2 separate regions of the Mus musculus genome follow, and region 2 is linked to region 1. Evidence: chromatin loops called from intact Hi-C (ENCODE). Cell type or tissue: gastrocnemius. All regions are shown on one strand. Each heading gives the region's core, and the rest is flanking DNA. Links, peaks and the distances in the headings are about the cores only. Region 1 overlaps Ppfibp1 (PTPRF interacting protein, binding protein 1 (liprin beta 1)). Region 2 overlaps Gm15767 (predicted gene 15767).

Region 1 (6,935 bases), core at 1,126-6,125:
GGACGAGTGGCGCTTACACATTTACACTAGGTGCTCCGTAGACGCCCGTGCACTGCTCAGCTCTAACCCTTCTACTTAAGAATGAAAATGTTCTCTTCTTTCAAAGAGGAATAACTGTTTTGAGTCTGGCAAAGCAATTCAGTCAATAGTTCTGATCAAAGCATAATAAGCCAGGTTTTGTGGGCATGCCTGAAATTTCAGTACATAAGAGGCAGAAGGGCGTTTGAGATCAGCATGAGCTATCAGGACAAAGCCTGTCTCCAAAAGTGAAAAAGAAAGAAGGAAAGGACAAAAATAAAGAGAGAAGAGGGGAGGGAGACGGAGGAGGGAGAGGGACAAACAAGAGAGGAAGGGGGAGGAGGGAGAAGAGGAGAAGGAAGGGGAGGAAGTGAAAAAGGGCACTAGAGGAATCCGTGTTATTGCCCAAGGTAACTCATTTGCTACCCTAGGAAGACAGGAGGAGCCTGTAAATCACAGAAACTTTCTCTTTCTCATAAGTAGTGTTCAGTTATACACAGCTGGAGATGGCCCGACTCAAAAACTAAATGCACAAACACGGGGCCAGTTTCACAACCTGAGACACTGGGGTGTACCTCAGTGCCAGTGTGCTCGGCATGTGAGTTACCAGAGGCCTGATCCCCAGCAATGCAGGATAAAAAAGGAAGGCACAGCAGAGAAAGAGACGATAGAAGGAATCTACTCCAAAAGAGCTAGAGCAACAAAACCTTTAAAGGCATTTCTCCCCCTTACGTAAGTTGTCAGTCATATTGACTGCCAAAACCATAAAAGATAACAGAGAAACAGAAACAACTCATGCGAACTCTGTCTGAAAATAGGCTTTCCTGGTTGTTTGGGGCTTTCCTAATCTAATCCAGACTCTGACTTGGGTAAACATTCACATTAGGCCAGTTTATTAAAATGTAAGTGCAGAAAGCAGCTCTGCCAGCTTCGAGTTCTCTGGGATTCTTTCCTGTTGGAATAAAACATAACAAATCAGCACAAAATGAATTAAAAGTGCTGAACTCCCAATGAGAACTGGTGACGGTGTCTAAAGATTTACAACCGTCAGGCTTGAGACAGCAGGGTGGAGAGCTTCTGTGACATCAGCCTCCAGCCCCTCCTGTCATGACCTGCGCACTTGAGTTCTCATGACCCAGTTGGTCACTGTGTAATGGTTACATGAACACAAAAGATCCCCGGTTTTCTGAAGCCTCGATCACACTTCATACTCAAGGATATACAACTTACGAAACACCATCACTCAGGGAGACTTCAGCGGCAGCGCCCAGGATTGCTCTTCCGTCACTAAAATATATTTTTAAAAAAGCATTTGTTAACGGCATGAATTGAAAACCGCACAGACACACCTAGCTTTGCAATGGTGAAGTCCCAAAGAACCCATAGGAAGCTCAAATCACTGTTAAATCAAAGTGACTTTTGCTTAATCAACCAAAAACAGTTGGTCTGCCCTTCCTTGTTCATATTTACAGTACCGCACTAGCCTACAGCTGGGCAAAAAAAAAAAAAATCTCTCCCACAGAGTCTACGTTAAAGGGTGTGCTGGCCACCTCATACCTGTCAAAACAGTGCAGAAGTGAAACTACGGCAACATTGTAGAGTTAAAAAAAAAAAAAATCGCAAGGCAAGCTGTCCTAGCTGGGGCCTGTCTGTACATGTTCTAAGTGAACGGAAATGTTAAAAAAAAATATTGCAAAGAAGAATCTAAGTTTAAATATTTTCTTAAGTCTATTTCAAGGTTAGGCAATTCACTTGAGAATTTTCTGGCAAAGTATCGATTTGCCTATGGAGAGACAGCCGTGTTTCTGTTTGTTGACTTCACTCTTCAGCCTGCTTCGCTGACTATTCACAGGCATCTATGGCCTAGAAAGTAATACCCAAGCCCTTAAAGGCTGCTCTGACCTCATCCCTCACTTCCAGGCTCCACTGTCACCCCGTTGTTTCATCATTGCAAAACAGACGGTGAAACCTGTGTCTGCAAGTAAGTGTGACGTGCCCTTATCTGTGGTTGCTCTATTTCTCTGAGCATCTATACCACAATGCTAGTCCATAAATGGCATACCCCTCTTCAAATGAAGTCTCGGGCTTGGTAGGCAACTTGGGTTTTTCACAAGTGTCTACATCCACAGATGGCGGCAATAGTGAAGGGATTGAAGCTTGCAAGACGCTGGTGTGAAACTGTAAAAAGATGTAAGTGAAAAGAAAACCAATCAAAACACATGCCGCAGAGCAACAAAGCATCACAGAATTGGTCTACAAAATACACCAGTGCTTGGAACTCTATTTACAAACATCTAGACAAGGTGTTGATGAGAGCAAGCACTGTGGAGAAAGGATTAAATTTGGTCCTAAGACAGCAAATATCCTGAATAACAAAGTAAAATACCTAAACTAAAAAAAGTACCATGTCCCGATCACGGGGCAAGCCCACGGAGTGCCAGTGCCAAGGTACTGACTCCTCAGGGTCGACATATATTGTAAACAAAGTACCATTTCCATTTTTATTTCTACTACACGTCTAACACATAACATGCATCATGTTGGTTAATTGTTCTTTTCATGCGTGAACAAGTTGACTATGTTCAACTATCCTATCTGGTGAATAATGCATTAAAATCAGTGAGAACAGACTCTACAGAAACAATGAAATATGGATATAATTTTCTCAAATACCTCTGGGGCCTAGGGCTGGAGTCTGAAGGATTTTTTTGGGGGGGGGTGGGTTTTTTTTCAAGACAGGGTTTCTCTGTGTAGCCTTGACTATCCTGGAACTCACCTTGTAGACCAGGCTAGCCTCAAACTCAGAAATCCACCTGCCTCTGCCTCCCAAGTGCTGGGATTAAAGGCGTGCACCACCACGGCCCGGCCTGAAGGATTTTTAACACTAGGGTTTTCTGGTAATGTATGAGAACTAGAGAACAGAGTAGGATCGGCACCAAGAACTCACAAAGGAAACACCTGTGTGAACTCCAAGTCAGGTAACCAGTGGGCTCCTCGTTTAATTATTTGTAGTGCTGACCTACCACATAGTCCAGTGCTGAGCTATGTTCCAAGCCACAGTTCTCTCTGTCCCCTCTCTCTAATTTTTATTAATAATTTTTAAATTAAAATTTATATTTCCCCCTTCACTTTCCTGCCCTCCATGTATTTCCCTTTGCTAACTGCTCTCTTTCTCTCTCCTTCCCTCCTTCCTTTTCCCCCTTCCTCCCTCCCTCCCTCCCTCCCACATTCATGACCTCTTTTTTAACTCTCTTTCTGATCAGTCTCCTATGTAGTCCAGGCTGGCCATGAGCTCAGCCTCCTATGAGATTACAGGTGTGCCTAGCTCTCTTGCACTGGCCTGGTGCAGTGTTAAAGAGATTACCCTATTTTTAAAATGGGGCTCTTTCTATATACCCCGTTTGGTTTTGATTGAAATCTTTGCAATTGATGCTGGGTAATCTCTTTAGCACTCACCCATATTTCTTGAAGTTCAACTGTTTCCCTAGACTCCTAACCGTGGGGAAAATACAGTAACACATAGACCTGTTCTCTTGATTTCTGTGTCAAACTTTAATGTTTCAGTTTAATTTTTCTTCCTGGTTTTCTTCAAAACTCTGGTTGCATTCTATTAATTTTTATTTTTATTTTTCATGCTATTTTTATTCAGTTCGGAACCATCATTTATGACAAACTACACATCATTAAGCTGGAATTCACAAGGTGTGCAGACATAGCTCAACAGTTAAGAGCACTGGTTGCTCTTCCTAGGGATGGTGTTCCAATTCCCAGCATGGTGGGCACGGTGTCTGTTAACTCCAGTTCCAGGGGATCTGGTGCCCTCTTCTGACCTCTTTGGGAACTGCATGCAGCAGTGTACAGACATTCAGAAAAAAGACTCATACACACAAAATAAATAAAAACAAATTTTTAAACTGAGATTCATGTAGCAAAGACTGAAGAACAATTCAGTATATTCTACATATACAAGCGATTCCTCTCTAAATGTGCACACTGTCAAAGGTTATTTTTTGGAAGGCTGAGTCAGGAGGATCACTATGCTGGCCTGAACAACAAAGTGAGCCTCTGACTCAAAAATAAAACAAAGTTTGGTTTTCCCACCTTTCAATATAAATTCAATATAATACAAACATATTTAACAAGCAGGAAACTTCCCCTGTATCTTATTTCATAATTAATATCTTGATTGATGAACTATTTTAGTACTTTCTAACATTTAAGTGTTATGTTGTTTTCTCTTTGAATTAATTTTCATTCAACTCAGTTTTTACTTGCTCAGGACTAGAGATGTAGCTCAGTGTAGTGTACTCATGCAAAGGGGGAAAGATAAAAAGTACTAGAAAAGGAGACTCATCACCAAACATTACTGTTTCGTTGTGGGATTATCAACCACAGCTAGGAGAGAAAGAAAACAAGAGAGGGAAGCTGTCGAGAGGAAGCAACTGTTGCACACAGTGAGCCTGTTGTTGAGTTGAGCAGGACATTCCTACTTCCTAGTCGCTCCAGATAGCAATTAAACTAAAGTTAAGGAGTGACTCCAAAGCAAAGACCAATCTGCACTGGGGGAGTCCTGGGCTCCTGAGGCTGTGGACGACTGAACACTGCTGCCTTGATCAGACTACACATGATCAGCAGTCCAGCAGCCATGCAGGGAGCTTAGCCCTGGGACGCTGCAAGGAAGGTGTGGACAAGCTCTCAATGCGGAGGATTCTGACTGTTAAAGGCAATGCACCAAAATCAGGCTCGAATGGATAGGCACCACAGGAAATTAAAGGATGCTCTGGACCTCAACGGCACTTTGCAGAGCTGAGACAACATTCATCTGAAAATACTCAGAGGGGAAAAGAAAGCAGACTTGGAGTGAAGAGTGGTGAGCCTAAAAGTGGTCTCTAAGACAGAAGCGACATCATCTGCCTAGTGGGCTGGACTGTTATGGACTAGGGATGACCAGGCGCCTCCGTTCTTCCCTTTTTAAAAAAGCAGGAGTGTCAACAGAAGTCACCCTGTTCCTGACTCACCACACGCGCTGGGTATGTGGGTACAGAGAACTGCTTTGCTCCCAGCTCTGTATGTTGTTTGGAATGATACTCTAGGAACTACTGAGGGGCCCCCCTATGCATCAACCTGAATGGACGATGCTCCTGGGAGGGACATCTGCAGAACTGTGGAGAAGGAAAGGCTGACTTTTATATGTGAGAAGGGTGCAAACTGATTCACCTAGGAGGTGAAACGGTGACTATTTTCCAAAATGGTGGCACCATGTCTTCTTTTCACTGTGACATCACTGAGACACTAGAGACAGTCTGCTCACTGTGAGTCTGCTTGGCCTGTGACTGCAGCAGGGATGCATGCCAATGATGCCACGTGTCAGGGGATGCAAACCTGGTCTTCTCAGGGGTTGGGGGGGGTGTCCAGCCTGGGTACAGTGGAACAGGGTTCAGGTATCAGGTTGCCTCAACAACCAGGTACTGCAGTGAGAAGCTGCTTGCTGCTCCTGAGCTGAGTGACAGAGCTGAGGTGTTCCTGCTGAATGCTGCCCACCCTGCAGGCTCCTCAGGAAGATGACAATCCAGCCAGTTTGGCGCTGGATAGTAGATAATGAACAGGTGCTCCTGAAGCCTTCATGAACGGAAGTGAATAAACTCCAATGCCCTCTGATTGCTTTTTCCAAGCCTAAAAACTTTGAGTCATCAGAAACATCAAAACTAGATTTAATCTTATTTACCCTCACCTGACTTGTTTGTACTCTGTCTTTGAAAAATAAACTATAATCTCATATTTTGGGGTATCCACCTCAAAGATGATCACTTTTTTTTTTTTTTTAGACTGGGGTCCTTCTAGGCTGCTCTCAAGTTTCTAACCAAGGAATGTTCTGCCTCTTCAGCAGCTGAAATTATAGGCACAAGTCAACCTACCTGTCTTGTTCTTACTGAGTTTTATAAGCAATTTTAACTTTGTCCAAGGCATTTATTAAAAAGAGGGAAGCACACATTTAAAAATGAAAAGAGACCAACAGTACACAAAAGCTACCAGAATAGACCAGTGGGTAATACTGCTGGAAAGAACCCACATCACACAGCACTGGCGATGTATACAGCAGTATAGGCACTGCCCCGTCAACATAAAGTGTCAGAATCCCACACGTACCTCTTCTGGAGCACTCGTGTGGAGCAGGTCCCTGCTGGGAGACCCCATTCCTGGCGTAGAAGAAGTGCTTCTCTCCAGATCACTAAAACCCTGTGCATCCAACAGGGTGGAGATAGAGCTGGAATGGAACAGGCCCTCACACTCACTATCCTGACCTGGAAAAGAAAAAGCAGGTGACCATGCAGTCCACTTTTGGAAGAATGGGAATGATGCATTTCTCTTTTTCTTGAACATATACTGTACCACTGAGCTATAGTGCCAGCCAAAGTATAAGCAAACACAGGCCTTCCTCCTGTCATCATATGTAAATTAGCAACACAGAACACAGGATATAGCATCTTAAACTGCAAGCAACTAAGCTCCGGGACTCAAGAGCTGGCTGTAATTCTGTTTTAATTCTTTTTAGGCTTCATAAGTATTAGTTTAGCCCTGTTTGGTGATGTGTAACTTTAATCCTAGCACTCAGAAGGTGAGAGCAGAAGAATCAGGAGTTCAAGGTCATCCTCAGCTACATAACAAGTTCAAAGCCAGCTTGGGCTACGTAAGACCCTATCCCACATAAGTTGTCTGTCTGTCTGTCTGTCTGTCTATTACCTAACTTACTTATCATCTAGCTACCTACTTACCTATATATATACTACCTATCACCTAACTACCTACCTACCTATCTACTCTATGTATCTACCCACCTATGTACCTGTCTATCCCAGTGTGACTATCTAACTCTGGGTAACAACAGTGTCGCCGTTTAGACATGGTACTTCTTATCA
Region 2 (6,935 bases), core at 693-5,692, 230 kb before region 1:
GTCTCTAATCTCAACTCAGCTCTCTGGAGTCAGAAGCAGGTGGATCTCTGTGGGTTTGAGGCCAACCAAATTTACATAGTGAGTTCCAGGCCAGCCAGTGCTGCACTGACAGAGACCCTATCTCGGAAAACAACAATCTCTTCTCTGGCGTTTCTGATCCTCGTGGGATAGATTTTTGTTTCCTTTGCTAACTTGTGCTCTATAAGAAGAATGTCAGCATTTTCCCATCTCCCTTTCTGCAGGAATGAAGCTCTCCATGACAGGGAAGGAAGCCATACTATAAAGGTATGGCCTCTCAAGGGTCCCTATGTTACCAAGTTTATCAGAATCAACACTCTTCCTTCAGATTTCTTACAACCTGCTCTTCAAGCACTATGTACCTGATCCCTAACCCAATGTGTCTTGTGTGTCCCTCTTACAGGCTCCCACAGCACAGAAGGAAAGAATGGAAAGTTCTGGGGCCATCAGGATCTCCCTTCTCTTCCAGATCAGTTACCAGTTACCCTCAGGCAACATACTTGTGCTAAAGGAAAGCCATGAAGAAAAGCAGCCTTCCTTAGAGAAGAATCAGTGTTCTCTGATGTGATTGGGAACTGCTCCTTAATGGACGTGCCTACCCCACTGCATATGCTGTGACTCACCTCTCCCTGAGGATTGTTCCCTACTGGGCATGTTCCCATCCAGCCCTCCAGGCTGGCTTTGCATTGGTTTTCCCCACAGGTGTTCTCTTGCACTGTTAACTGCTGGCTGTTCCCCTATATCCATATCATGAGAGATTACACATTTTACAGGGACTATATCTTTCACTCTACCAGTAGTACAACATGCAGTAAGGATTTGTTGTGGAGTGTGAATGCATTATCTTCCTAAGCAAGATCTTATGTGCACTCCCTCTTCCTAAGCAAGGATCTTATGTGCACTCCCTCTTTTGCTGTGACTTCATCACAAGAGTGGCTGGCATTGCACGTACCTCATTCCCACACGTGTGTTCACAATTACTATTATTCCCCTTGGGTCTCCCCCAGAAAGTCTCTGACAGACACTGTGTTGATTACAGGTTCTTATAACTAATTCTGTAATTCTCCTTTATTTGGTCAATCCTCGCCCATCCCTGTGCACCCATCCAACAAATACCCACTTACCCAATTTCAAGTCTATGAGAAATGTATCGGGGCTCACTGTGCTTGTAGGACTCTACACTTACACAGGCATTATCTTTCTCTTTTTCCCTCTTTCCCATGTTTATCACTTTAACCTTATCCTCTAATGACCTGGAGCTTTACTCTGGCTACACCTCCAGCCAAACCCACATATCCGAGTCTTTCTTTCAAAGCCCTTTCTGGCTGTCTTCACAATTCCCTCTGTCCTGGCCTTCACTTTCCAGACCAGCTACATTTGTTGTTGTATGGCTCCTTTTGCCCTGGGTTCTTCCTCTCCTGGCTCTGGGCTTTTACTCAGTCTCTTCCATATCTCTGGAACAACAACCTAACCACAGCCTTCTCCTCTGAATCATGCTCAAGGTCCAGCTGCTTCAAGACGTTTTTCCCTCCCATCTTCCAATCCATCACATCATCACCGACCCAGCCTTGTACCACAGGACAGCCTTGAAATGACTGGACTTATAAATATGGGGTGACTGTAGTTCAATTTCTGGCTTACGTCAATACTAAAAGCCTAATCTCAGAATTAATCAATGTTAACTTTGAGAAAGAACCAAAAGAAATGGCCAATAGTTACTGAGTCAGCACTGCAGACTCTTAAGAGCAGTTCATTCGAGATTAATAGATTTAATTCTCTGCCTTGCTCCCCCAGGAATCTGCGAGAGATCACAACAACATGGCCACAATGAAATTAAAAATGGCCAAGATTAAGAAAACCATTGGCAGACCCACACAGCAATGTTATGGAGAAGATTAGCATATGCATTACCCATCCACACACACAGTGTCATGACCCACACAGTGCCATGACCCACACAGTGCCATGACCCACACAGTGCCATGACCCACACAGTGCCATGATTATTGAAGTTGAAATGCCCATTGGCTCCAATCAACTTGCCACTATAATTATTAATCCCTATTTTTTTTTACCTAATATTTGAAGTTACCCTGCCCTCTTGAAATGACATAAAAACTTACTGGTCTCTTTCTGGAGTGCAGGCAGGATGACGTCGATCAGTGTCTGTGTTCCCAAAAATGTCTTAACTGACACATGTTGCCAAAAGGCATGGCCTGGTACAAAATCCTGGTGTTCAGCTGGGGAAATTCCTGAGGAATTCTGCAGAAAATGACCTTGCTTTACTTTTTAAAACCCAGAACTTTCCAAACTAATTGAAATCAAATCCCCCAGGTTTTTCTCCATTCTGTTCTCTGTCAATATGCCAAGGGACCCCTATCAGAATCCAAGCCATGGAGGATGTATCTGCTCTGTAATCTTATTCTACGAAGTGGCTCTGGGATACAGACAATCATTTATACATTTCTGTGCTTTTTCAGAATTTATATGTTACCTAGATACAAAAACAAAGCCCAACAACTCAGGGCCTCCCATGTGTATGTGAGTGCTCCACCTCTGTGCTACAGCACCAGCTCCCTTTTACTTATAATTTGGAGACAGACTCTGGCAAAGTTGCTCCAGCTGGCCTTGCCCTCTCTATTCTCCAGGCCATGTGCTGAAGGTTCAGTCATCCCATCTCAGCCCCTCTGGAGCAGCTAGACTTACAGGCAGAGTTCACCAGAGCCAGTTTCTGAGAGATACCTCTTAAGATAATATACTAAAACAATTTCAGTCTAATTCTTAAATTGTTAATTATTTGGCTTGAAACAAAATGGTTTGGGCAAGCTTAAATCCATGACGGCCTGGGAGTGACCAGTAGGTGGCAGCACCAGAGTCGGCCACCCTGTAAAGACCCAACCGTGATAGATTTCTGTGAGCTCTTGCTAGCCACGCACTAAGGCAGCTTAGAGAAAGCAGAAAAGGAGAGAGAGAGAGAGAGAGAGAGAGAGAGAGAGAGAGAGAGAGAGAGGGAGAGAGAATGTTTCAGGAAGGATAAAAACTGCTCATGTGCTTATTCTCTGTAGTTTTTCCTACATATTCTTACCTAGTTATACAAACATAGAATTTGCTTCTGATCCTCCCAACACTGCTGTCAGGTGTGTTCTACCTTGCCTCCCCCTCTCTATGGTTTCTCCATGCCTCCCACAGTGAGACTTGATGGATGCTTCCAGCCTTCTGTTTTTCAGCATCATCTCTCACTTTGCATTCAAAAGCACTCAATTTGTATTGGTCTAATCTCTCTACATATTTTCAATTAGTAACTGTAGTGAACACCTAATACTTTTAAACCATCTCACCCATTTCTAAGTATGCAGCCAATTCTGTGACACGTGTTTCTGTGTAAAAATTCCAGAAGAGGTAAATCTGGCAGCCTTCAAACTCTTCCAAAAATCACACTTGCCCCAGAGCCTGGCGATCCCATTCCACTCTCTGTGATTCTGGTGACTCTAGGTTCCGCAATCATACAGAGTCATGCAGCATTTGTCTTTTGTGGCTGGCTCACTTTATGTGACATGCTCAGGTCGTCCAGACTATAGCAGTGTCACAGTTTCCTTCCACCTTAGGGATAAACATGTATCCAACTGCTACATTTTGTTTATTCACTCATCCATCAGTGAACATCTATGTTGCTTCTCCCTGCTGTCTGTAATGATAATGCTGCTGTGACCCCGGGTATGCCAGTAGCCTTCTACCACCCTTTCAGTTTCTCTGGATATATATATACTCTCATTTTTGTTTTCTTTCTGTTGCTGTGATGAAACACTTCAGTCAAAAAAGCAATTCAGGGAAGAAAGGACTTATTTGGCTTATATTTTCAGATTACAGTTCATGGGGGGGGGGCGGTAACCAAGATAAGAACTTTAAAAAGCTGGTCACATCACATCCATAGTCAGGAATACAGAGAAACAAGTACACACATGCTTGCTTGTTTGCTTGTTTGCTTGTTTGCTTGCTTGCTTGCTTGCTTGCTTGCTTGCTTGCTTGCTTGCTTGCTTGCTTGCTTGCGCTCAGCTGTTTTTCTACTCTTACAGTTTGGATCTCCTGACTAGAGAATGATGCCACCCATGGTGGGCTGAGTCTTCCCATCTCAGTGTAATCTAGACATTGCCCCATAGACATGCTCACAGGCCAGTCAATAAAGACAGTCCTTCACCGAGACTCTTTTCCAGATGAATCTAAATTATATCAGGTTGATAATTACAGGTCACCATCTCGGTCTCATGGTGTCACAGTCAGGTTTTGGGGTTTTGTTTCTGTTTTTTGTTGTTGTTTGTTTGCTTGTTTGGAACTCTGCACTCTTTTCCTTAGCAACTGTGCCATTTTCATTCCTACCAACACAGGACAAGGATTCTAGCGTCTCCAAGTCATCATCAACTTTATCTTTTACTTTTTGATAATAGGTACAATAAAATGCTATGATTTTCATTTGTATTTCTAAGATTATACAAAGATATTACACAGCTACTCACACGCTTGTTGCCCCCTTTGTATGTCATCTAGGGAAACATTCATTCCTCAGGCCATGTTTAGATCAGGTAAGTCATCTTTCTGTTCCTGGGTTGTAGCATTCTTTGTTGGTTTCTTGTTTGCTTGTTTCTTTGTTTATTTATTTATTTGTTTGTTCTGCTATTAGCCCCTTGTCAGATATGTGATTTCCAAATGTCATCTCCCATCTTCATGCTGTCTGTTCACTCTGTTAATTCTATCCTTTGATGCACCACATTGAAACAAGACATTAAAAAAAAAAATAAAAAGACAAGATCTCACTGTGTAACTTTGCCTGGCCTGGAACTTACTATGTAGTAGAACCGGCTGGCCTCAGAATCACAGAGATCTTTCTGCCTCTTCCTCCTGAGTGCTGAGATTGAAGGTGTGTATCACTCACCTGGCCTGAAACACATTTTAAAAGGAAACTTGTCCACGCGGTTACCATGCTTTGTGGAAACTATGCCATCCTTTAGCTAGTCAGTATAGTGGTACACTTTCTTCCATGTGCCTGTGGAGCTCAGAGCTCAACTTTGAGATCAAGTAATGTGAACACATTATGGTTTTGATGCGTATTACTAAATTTATTTTCTATGAATTTCTGTGATCAACTATAATAGTTATGGCCCGCTGAATGTATGCTGTGAACCCAACTGTGTCCTCACACAGGTTATCATTAATTCTTTATACCAGGACTGCAAGGTAGAGAGTACCACTGTCTATATGGCTAATTACATCAACTAGACACATAGACTACCATCAGCTACCAAGACCAGACAGACTGTGATTGGTAGAATTAGCATTGGATGTCAAGCCTACCTGTGCCCGTGGATGGACAGGGTTCTCAAGATCTTCCTATGCATACAGCCTGACTGGCCAAGAGGAACCTCCTATGTAGCCCAGGCTAGCCTTGAACTTTTCATGGTCTTTCTGGCCCCACTTCTAATGCTGGGATCGCTATATACACATGTTTATAGTGACACCTGGCTATGTAGTTAGCTTTCTGGGGGACTTTCAAACTTCATTCCAAAGTAGTAGAACCCTGTTACACTCCCGTCAGGAGTGAGAAAGGGTACTGGTTTCTCCACATCAGCAGCAGCACCTTTCTTTTTGTCAGCCACAAAATGAGTGTGCACTTGTCTTTTCCTTGGGTTTTGCACATCTGTAATGGCTTCAGCATTTAGCATATCTCTGGAGACAGCCTATATATGCCTTTGCTGGCTTTTCAGTCTGGTTATATAAGGATGAGTTTCAAGGGTGAAGTGTATATTCTGTGTCCCTTATCAGACAGGATTTTCCTGGATTTCTTTCCACGTTCACTTTCTTTCTTGAAAAAGTTCACTGAAGAATGTCTTCATTTTGCTTGTGCATGGCTGGCCCCTCTCCTCTAAAACTGTAGCTGATTAATGGATTTAGGGAAAGCTCAGCTTAGCAGTGTCACTGTTTTCTGCTTGAGGCTCTGCCTGTTTGGCAGGATAAATGTGTTTGGGTCTATTGTTTGCCATGTGATAAAGCGAACTCGTCTTTAGGAGAAGAAACACTCCCATGAGTGCCTGTACCACATTAGATGACAGAGTCAAGTATTAGCTACAAATAAGAAGCTATGGCCTTTAAATAGTTGAATAATTAATAGTGTTATCATTCTTGGCCAAGCATATTGGCTCATACTTATAACCAAGCACTCAGGAGCTGAGGTAAGAAGACAGCACATGATAGATAGATAGATAGATAGATAGATAGATAGATAGATAGATAGATAGATAGATAGATAGATAGGTAGATAGATAGATAGATAGATAGATAGATAGATAGATAGATAGATAGATAGATAGATAGATAGATAGGTAGATAGATAGATAGATAGATAGATAGATAGATAGATAGATAGATAGATAGATAGATAGATAGATAGATAGATAGATAGATAGATAGATAGATAGATAGATAGATAGATAGATAGATAGATAGATAGATAGATAGATAGGTAGATAGATAGATAGATAGATACATAGATAGATAGATAGATAGATAGATAGATAGATAGATAGATAGATAGATAGATAGATAGATAGATAGATAGATACATAGATAGATAGATACATAGATACATAGATACATAGATACATAGATACATAGATACATAGATACATAGATACATAGATACATAGATACATAGTTTATAAAATTTACACAACAAAGACTTCACTAAAATACTGTCTGGCCTTTTGAGTTCAACTATAACACACTTTAAATGGAATTCACATCACATTAGTATCACAAAGCCCAATAAAATTAAAACAGGAAAATTTAAGTCAAAGGCAAAATTACTCTTCACTATATTTTGTTTTTAAATGTATAGTGAAACTGTAAAGGGCACAGTAAAATTGTGA

What was found. Hi-C counts contacts between places; a loop is a spot of excess contacts. Peaks named below come from ENCODE experiments on the same cell type or tissue, not always from the same donor. Only the 100,000 strongest peaks of a DNase experiment are listed, where the experiment ranks them.
Region 2: it touches region 1 in a loop (6-fold over the local background); 22 of 42 quality-filtered maps call a loop at or near these places.

The regions. Positions count from the first base shown.
Region 1 is chr6:147,005,233-147,012,167 of GRCm38, reverse strand. Ppfibp1 (PTPRF interacting protein, binding protein 1 (liprin beta 1)) reads right to left here. Exons shown (of 31, transcript NM_001355728.1): 14 at 6,166-6,320; 15 at 2,081-2,196; 16 at 1,249-1,305. Among named protein-coding and RNA genes, the nearest start is that of Rep15, 24 kb to the left of the region's middle. In gastrocnemius, for the core only: no CTCF peak of the experiment used is centred there; a DNase peak (open chromatin) is centred at 3,831; H3K27ac peaks cover 260 bases.
Region 2 is chr6:147,236,351-147,243,285 of GRCm38, reverse strand. Gm15767 (predicted gene 15767) reads left to right here. Exons shown (of 2, transcript NR_157237.1): 2 at 422-1,071. Among named protein-coding and RNA genes, the nearest start is that of Gm15767, 4.0 kb to the left of the region's middle. In gastrocnemius, for the core only: a CTCF peak has its summit at 2,856 (motif pointing right); a DNase peak (open chromatin) is centred at 2,884.